Regions from separate parts of the Mus musculus genome. Here region 2 is linked to region 1. A link is a loop called in an ENCODE intact Hi-C map of the cell type or tissue named here. Cell type or tissue: heart. All regions are shown on one strand. Links, peaks and the distances in the headings refer to the core of each region. The heading gives the core; the rest is flanking DNA.

What was found. Hi-C counts contacts between places; a loop is a spot of excess contacts. Peaks named below come from ENCODE experiments on the same cell type or tissue, not always from the same donor. Only the 100,000 strongest peaks of a DNase experiment are listed, where the experiment ranks them.
Region 2: it touches region 1 in a loop (2.3-fold over the local background); 1 of 42 quality-filtered maps calls a loop at or near these places.

What each region holds. Positions count from the first base shown.
Region 1 is chr8:111,520,544-111,524,937 of GRCm38, reverse strand. Wdr59 (WD repeat domain 59) reads left to right here and starts at 2,831. Exons shown (of 26, transcript NM_001170742.1): 1 at 2,831-3,010. The coding sequence starts at 2,957. In heart, for the core only: a CTCF peak has its summit at 2,670; a DNase peak (open chromatin) is centred at 2,747; H3K4me3 peaks cover 1,347 bases; H3K27ac peaks cover 1,066 bases.
Region 2 is chr8:111,463,467-111,467,860 of GRCm38, reverse strand. Wdr59 (WD repeat domain 59) reads left to right here. Exons shown (of 26, transcript NM_001170742.1): 19 at 939-1,072; 20 at 1,991-2,072. Among named protein-coding and RNA genes, the nearest start is that of Gm24793, 47 kb to the right of the region's middle. In heart, for the core only: a CTCF peak has its summit at 2,340; a DNase peak (open chromatin) is centred at 3,140.

The sequences.
Region 1 (4,394 bases), core at 224-4,223:
AATAAATCACCAAGTACCTGTAACTCCAGTTCTTTGGTATCTTCTTCTGGTCTTCTCAGGCAACTGCACTCATTTGCACATCCCCCACCCCCAGGTCCCCCCTCCCCCCTCCCCTCCCTCCTACACACACACACACACACACACACACACACACACACTTAAAATCTTTTTAAAAAGACTCAGACACAAAGCATTTGAATAGTCTTACGTTACTTTTGGTTGCACAGAAGGTACCCCTCTGACTTAGAAAGGTCTGTGGATCATGAGCACTGCAGGTTGCATCCATTCAGGGCAGATGTTCACGGAGTAGCCTGCATATGCTGGGCCAAGCAGATTCCAACAAAACAGACCAGGGGCCTGTCTGAGGCTTGGAGATATTAAATTAAGTAAATAATTATTGAATTAAACAGCAGCATAGTGCTGCAGAAAGAATTCAATGGGGACATAACTCACTCTTCACACTTCAAGATCTCTGTTCACACTCTTGTGGGTGGGTGGGTGGTTCAGTATAGTTCTGGCTGTCTTGGAACTCACTCTGTAGACCAGGCTGGCCCTGAACATAAAGATCTACCTGCTTCTGCCTCCCCAGTGCTGGGATTACAGGCGTTTGCCCCCACCACCGTGCACTTTGTCCTCTCTCTCTCTCTCTCTCTCTCTCTCTCTCTCTCTCTATATATATATATATATATATATATATATATATATATATATACATATGTATATGTATATATATACACACACACGCACACACACATATATGAAAAAATATGTATATATGTGTGTGTGCGTGTGTGTGTGTGTGTGTGTGTGTGTGTGTGTGAATACACTGATGCTCTCTTCAGACACACCAGAAGAGGGCATCAGATCCCATTACAGATGGTTGTGAGCCACCATGTGGTTGCTGGGAATTGAACTCAGGACCTCTGGAAGAACAATCAGTGCTTTTTTTTTTTTTTTTTTTTTTTTAAAGATTTATTTATTTATTATATGTAAGTACACTGTAGCTGTCTTCAGATACACCAGAAGAGGGCATCAGATCTCATTACGGGTGGTTGTGAGCCACCATGTGGTTGCTGGGATTTGAACTTCGGACCTTCGGAAGAGCAGTCGGGTGCTCTTACCCACTGAGCCATCTCACCAGCCCACAATCAGTGCTCTTAACTGCTGAGCCACCTCTCCAGACCCTTGTTCACACTCTTAATGAAGCTCACACTCTTTTCCTTTTCATAGTATACCCTTCAAAATCTTAATATACTGAAACACTCAAATGTCACCTTCAAGGTGCCACTTCAGGTCTTCAATTTAGGTTATGCCATCTTCACACATTGCTCGCAACTCTATAATAATATGCAGTTCATTCTGCCAAACATTTATCTACCATGGAGGGACCAACTGTTCTTTTTTCTGGTACTGAAGGGTTCTCTGGGATGCAAGTTTTTTTTTTTGCTGGTTATAGTGGTAAAACCTAGACTGTTCCAGGCAGACGACAGTGAAATGATAGTCACCCTAGCCTACAGACAAGTTTGTCTGACCTTTATAACCAGCGTCTGCTGGGGGAAAGGAGTCTACACCTCCTCTCCATTCATGCAACGATCTTCAGAGAGGAATGCTGGTGACAGTTTATACTTGAGCCTTTACAACATGTCAGGCCTAGTGCTTGGCTCCTCTCAACAGCTAAGTATGATATACCCCCTTCTGTAGACAAAGAGATGCTAAGCCAGTTAACCCAGGACTTCAAAGGATAGGGTTGAAGAGGAGCCAACTAGTATCTACTATGCTAAACTTCCTGATTAATTTTTATTTCATCCTCAAAAATTGTCTAAGACTCCAAAAACTGTGTGGATAAAGATATTGCTAGTGTTAGAAATTAAAACCATGAATAGGGAAAAAAAACCATTATGGTTAAATGGCAACTACCATTAACATTAATTACACATCTTCAGTGAAAAAAAATAACACTTTTCAAAACCAAAATGATGTTATCAAAAAGAGGGTCAGCCGGGCAAGTGGTGGTGCACGCCTTTAATTTCAGCATTTGGGATGCAGAGGCAGGCAGATTTCTGAGTTCGAGGCCAGCCTGGTCTACAGAGTGAGTTCCAGGACAGCCAGAGCTACACAGAGAAACCCTGTCTCAAAAAAAAAACAAACAAAAAAAAACCCAACCAACCAACCAAACAAAAAAACAAACAAAAAAAGAAAAGAAAAAAAGAAGGAAAAAAGTCATGTCGTTTAATATTCAGTTTAAACTTCCTCTCAGAGTAAATTCCCTCTGTACTACACATCCTCGGGAGAACTATACCGCACAGTGATGTTAGTAAGATTATAAAATTGTTTTTACCTTTAGGGACTTGTTTTCTCCTCCACCCCCAAAGTGTTGTTCGTGGAGAACCTCAGGAACTACTTCAGAGGCACGGCTGTACAGCATGAAACAAAAAATTGTGCACTCAGATTTTTCAAAGCCTTGATGGCAGGAATCAGAAGAGGTTTTTTCCCTTGGTAGGGATGTAGGTTTTGTTTATAGGCTATGTGTAGGAGAATACGGGGATACCAACCAAATACCAGCAAAAATACAGGACAACTGCCATCTACTCTCTGAACTCAGGCTCTTCCTGGGTAACTGACGCTGTGCTGACATTTGACTACAATTCCCAGCAGAGCTCACGGCAGGGGGCGTGTCGGCAGCCGCGGGGTGCCCAGGTGACTCGTACTGATGACGAAATGAAGGGGCGTTCCTGTTTTGGGGCAGACCTGGTCCGTGGTTGGGGGAGAAAGCAGAAGAGGCGGGGTCTATCATTGGGGTAGCCAATCAGTTGTGGTCAAGTGAAAGGGAGAAACTGGGCGTGGCCGGATTTATTAGCAGGCTGTGTGGGGCTTACTCACGCGGGGAGTCTCGGACTTGGGGGTGGGGTTGGGGGTGGAGGGTCGCCTGCTGGCACCCCACGATCGGGCTAGTGAGATGGCGGCGCGCTGGAGCAGCGAGAACGTGGTGGTGGAGTTTCGAGACTCTCAGGTGAGCTGTGCGTGAATGGAGCCATCTGGGAATGGAGCCATCTGAGCATGCGCTTTCCGTGGTTTACACCCTCACCCGCCCCCCCCCCCATCCCCGCACCCCTGCACCCCCGCCTTTTCATCCATCCCTTTGCTCAGGGTGGGAAGATGGACGCGGTGCTCATCTGGAGCTGTCAGTCAGGATAGCTAAGGAAGCTTTGATTACTGGTCAGGACAGTTAGGGCAAAGGCGTGTATGGCCTTTAGGGTTCCAAACAGGCTTATGGTCTTGGGACGCCAAGATAGTGATTGTAAATGCTAAAGGGATTCTGACCTTGTTCAAGGTAGTGAACTGGGGGAGGTGTCCACTCCCTGAGGTAGTCGACTGCACTTGGTGACTTCGGGAAAGTTGCAGAACTTCTCTGAGCCTCAGTTACTTGGACCAAGTCTCACCTTGGACCATTTTGGGGGTGAATTTGTGAAATACTGTTTTGCGGAGCATCTGTTTCAGCCTAAGTGGTTGCTAATGTGGGAAATACTCTGTCGTTGACAAGATACATGTATTGCTTAGATTGGACACCTGTGAGCCCATCCCTCACATCACTCTCCACGCCTCGGTTTTCTTTTCTTTTTTTCTTTTTTCTTTTTCTTCTTTCTTTTTGGTTTTTCGAGACAGGGTTTCTCAGTGTAGCCCTGGCTGGCCTGGAACTCATTCTGTAGATCAGGCTGGCCTCGAACTCAGAAATCTGCCTTTTTCTGCCGCTGCCTCCCAGATTAAAGGCAAGCGCCACTACTGCTCGGCTATGCCTAGTTTTCTTACCTGTAGAAGGGAGGTTATTATACTTACAGGACTGGCATGAGAATTTTATGAGGCCACATGTTTAAGAAGTGTGGCACATGGCAAGCTTTAAAAATTGTTAACATTGGAGGCCTGCAAGGTGGCTGGCAAAGGCACTGCTGCCAGGCTTGCCAGCCTGAGTTCCAGGACTCACATGTCAGGAAGAACCAGCTGCCATACAATGGTCTCCTTCCTCCATCTGAAAGACTCCGAGAGGAGCCCCTCACTCAGGCCTCGGGACAATAGTGGACACCCAAGAACTCAGGAGAGACCAAGCTTGATGCAAACCACACAAGGCTTTATTTGGGGAAAGCCAGAGCTCTGGAGACGACTCATATCCCACGCAGGGGTAGAGGAGTCGACCACGAGGGGAAAAGGGGCCCAGTTTTTATAGGCCTTCAGGGGGAAAGGAGAGGGAGGGAGAAGGGGATTTCCAGATCTAAACAATGTCTATTCTCAAGAAATGGGTATGGGAGGGGTACAAGGAAAGAGTCTGGTGCAGGTGTAGCAACTCTGGATTGGCCCGGCTGTGGTTGCTGGGGAGATTTTCTGACTCTTTCTCAGCAACC
Region 2 (4,394 bases), core at 300-4,299, 57 kb after region 1:
GCAAGTAATTAACTAGGAGTAGCTTGCCTAGGGCCATATTGAGGCAGAACACACAGTACCTTAGTTTTCTGATGTCAAACTGCAAGCCCCTTTTAGTTGCTCCTTATGCCTCCCCTGTTGATAACTGTGTGGCTCCCTTGCTTAATCAAGTGTCTTTGGTGACCTCTTTTAACTTTTGGAAATAAAATAGGACATTGCTCCGATAACTGGTTGTCTTTTTGAAGATGCCAGATGGGGCGACACTCTGTGACTTTTTGTTTCCCACGACATTTCTCATTCCTCACAGCCACTTCCTGAGGCAGCTCTGGGAGCTGAAACATGCGCCCATGGTCTCCCATGTCTGTTAACTGGGTTTCCCCAACTAAGTATCTTTGACCTTCAGAAATGATCGCTTATAGAAATAATTCAGGCCTGCTACAAAAGCAAGGTCTTATGTTACCCAGTGTCTCTGTCTTCAGACATAATAGCCTTGCAGAGCCCACACTGTCGTGTCTGAATTAAAATATCAACTAACCCTGTTGAAACTGTCTATGAAGAAAAAAAAAAACCTTTGAATCGTTTCAGGCAAGAACTTTGAACCTAGTACTGAACACCCTAAAGTCCCCCTTCCCCGTTTGTGGGGGATCTTTACTAACTTCTTTACCTGCTATTTTTAAATTAATTAATTAATTCTGGCTTCCTGGTATCTATTTTTGAGCACCTGCAGAATGTAGATGGCCCTGCAGTAGGTGCTTGTTTCCCCATGAGGGTCTTGGATCAAGAGCTTTGGGCCATTTGTTACCTTTTATTTCCTACAGATGCTGATTTCATGTAATTGTGGGGCACGATGTAATTTAAAGTCTCTGCAAATGACCAATGACCCAAATATGATGTACTGTGCAACTGTAGGTTCCCACTCTCCAGAGGCCCCGTTAGTCACTTCTGGTCATCTCCCTTAGAAATCGAGGAGGTGGAAGAGTAAGCGGGAAGGCTCTGACTCCGGCAACCGACCCATTAAGGCTGCTGGCAAGGTCATCATCCAGGATGTCTCGTGCCTCCTTCCCGTTCATAAGTCCTTGGGAGAGCTGTACATGTAAGTCCATGGGCCCAGGCGGCATGGGGCACGGCACCTTGGGAGCTGCAGAGCTTTGTAAAGTCTTAGACAACTTGGGGAAACTCGGTGTGGTAGCTTCTTGATAGTGACTAACAAATTGCCATAAACTGTGGCTTCAAAGAGTGTGCATTTCTTTTTTTTTTTTTTTAAGATTTATTTATTTACTATATGGAAGTACATTGTAGCTGTCTTCAGACACTCCAGAAGAGGGAGTCAGATCTCGTTACAGATGGTTGTGAGCTACCATGTGGTTGCTGGGATTTGAACTTTGGACCTTTGAAAGAGCAGTCGGGTGCTCTTACCCACTGAGCCATCTCACCAGCCCAAGTGTGCATTTCTTACCTCACTCTTTGTGTAGGTCAGGCACCCAGCTTGGTGGGCCCTCCTTGCCCCCGATCTCACCTAACTGAAAGCATAACTTTGGGCCCACCGATGGTCTCTGCTGAAGCTCAGGGTCCAGCAAGCTGAATTTAGAGCCTTCTTTTATTGAAAGACAATAGGAGCAGAGGCTGGCCTGTAGGTCTTCCAAGCCCTTGAACACATCACAGAAAGTGTTATCTTTTGAGATATACCCACAGCACAATACTTTTTAGATGGAAATCACAGTTAGTATGTACACATTTAAATCCCAAACCTTGAGAACTCAACAGAAAAGCTGGTAGCTAATTAATATTTTTCTTATTGCCTCCTCCTGAAAGTGGTGAGTATTTCCGGTCCTCCCCAGGTGGGAACCCTAAGCCCTGCAGCACCTGCTCTAATTAACCCTTCCCAGCCTGTCAGATAGAGGAGGTGTTTTGAGTGACAACCAAAGAGACACTTACCTAGGCTGGTAAATCAGGAGGAGTTCTTGGGAAGTTCAAGTAGAAACCTTCTTAGTCTTGTTTGTTTTAATTTCAGATTGAATGTGAACGACACTCAGGAGACATGTCAGAAGAATGCCACTTCTGCCATGCTTGTGGGAAGGAAGGATCTTGTCCAGGTACTGTCAATCTGTGTTGGTGAGGTTCTGGCCTTGACAATTGTCAGCTAGTGACACTGATAGGTGTGCCCACTATTTGAAGTTTCTTTTTTATTTTCTTTGCCAGTCTGCCCTCCCTCCCTCCCTCCCTCCCTCCTTTCCTCTCTCCCTCTCTCTCCTGGAACTCACTCTGTAGAGCAGGCTGGCCTCAAACTCAGGTCTGCCTGGCTCTGCCTCCCTAGTACTGGGATTTAAGGCAAGTGCCACCACTGCCACCTGTGGGTAAATTTTGTTATTAGTGCTAAGTGGGGAAGATCCTTAAGTGGCTTTTTTCCCTTAAACTATGTGGGTTTATTTTTCAATGCCACAGTGATCATTGTCGCCTAAATTTGAGAATCTGTCTGTACCTTTGTCATTTCACCTCAATTACTTTTTTTAATTTTTAAAAAAATATTTCATAAGAAAGTTTACCAGCGTGTACTTCAAGGTAGAGATGCTCAGTTTAAACATGACTTCATGGGGCTGGAGAGACGCAGAGAAGGCTGGAGCACGGGCTGCTCTGATAGGAGGCCTTGGTTCAATTCCCAGCATCCATGTGGTGGCTCACATCTGTAATTCCAGCCCCAGGGGATCCAGCTACCCCTTCTGGCCTCCTCTGGCACCAGGCATGTGCATGATAGACATACCTGCGGGCAAAACACCCATACTTGTAAAATAGTAGTACATTGTTAAATAGTAAAATCTGACAGTATGTGTAAGATGTCCGTTTCCTTCATCTCCGGAGGTTCCCATGTATTGTTCTTTTTTACTGAGACACGTTCTGCACATCACTAGTCTGCACGTTCTGCACATCACTAGTCTGCACGTTCTGCACATCACTAGTCTGCACGTTCTGCACATCACTAGTCTGCCCCTTACAGTGAGATACTTAGTTCCTAGTGTTGTCAGTGCTCTCATTAGAAACCGTGCAGAGTGTTTTTATCACCCATAAAAAGAAACTCTTGTCTTTCAGTCAGTTCTTCCCATCAGCCCTGGGCAACCGCCAGGCCCCTCCTGTCTGTCTTGCTCTCTGTTCTCTACTTGATGACAAGACTGAGCTTTGGAAGTCACTAGCAGCTCTCCCAGCAGCTCAGAGTTTCCCTCATAACTGAGTGAGTCAGCACGGAGGCCTTCCCTTGATTTTCATTTGATTAAAAACATCCCTAACAGAGGTCCTTGGTCCTGTGAAGGTTCTATGCCCCAGTATAGGGGGAATGCCAGGGCCAGGAAGCAGGAGTGGGTGGTTGGGAGGGGGCGGGGAGAGGAGGAGAGGAAGGGGGAAGGGATTTTTGGAGGGGAAACTAGGAAAGGGGATAACATTTGAAATGTAAATAGAGAAAATATCTAATTAAAAAAATCTCTAAGATTTCCATTCATCTAGTAATGAATATCATATCATCTCTCCCAGAAACCCTTTAAAAAAACTCCCTAATGGTTTAATCTATTTCCGTCAGCCCCACCCACCAGACTCTGAACACTAAGAAGGCAAAATAAGCTAATAGGAATTAGCCAAGGCCAGCTCAGAGTCCTAGAGAACACCCCAGGCAAGTTCTCTCAGGCCTTCAGCCTTGGAGGGGTTTATAGTGTGGGAACCACAAGAATTACCCCCATGGGGGATATGAAATCATTGAAGACTGCCCCACCCCAAAGAACATTCTCTCAACAGGGTTACAGCTTTTCCTTTAAGTATTCTCCCTCTTCCTTATTCTCTTCCTGCATGTCTCCGTTCCTTCCTTCTCTCCTCTCCCCAACTCCTCCCTCCCCAGTGCTTTTCTGACAGAATTGGTATGGAAGGCTAGACCAGTCTCAGTGATGTGGGGAGACGCTTGTCTTCATGTGGGCTCTGCTTGACTTCTGGGCCCTGACACTCTTTCTGTGTGTGATCCCCAGCAAGCTGCCCAGACTTTGTGAACGTCAGGGTCCCTGCTATAAAATGAGCCATACTTCTGACTTCATGAGGAAGTAAATGACATAAAACCTGTGACTGCTCCTAGCTGTCTGGACACCCACAGCTGTATGTGACGGTCATTTGTGACTTGATGATGTGTAAAGACAGAAATGACCTGATTGACAAACAGTGATGCTCAAAGAATTTGTATTGTTTTTCTTCCTGCCCTTGATGAAGATGTACTTCCTGTTTTGTGTCCCTCGCATTTACCAGTGAAGCAGATGCAAGGGCACGCTTCTGTTGAAAGCCTTTAGGAAATGTGTGTTATGGAGGGAGACTCTAACACAACTCAATAGTCAGCCATGGCAGAAAACCTGTCCTGCCATCGTTAACTTTGGCGATGAGTGTGAGCTGCA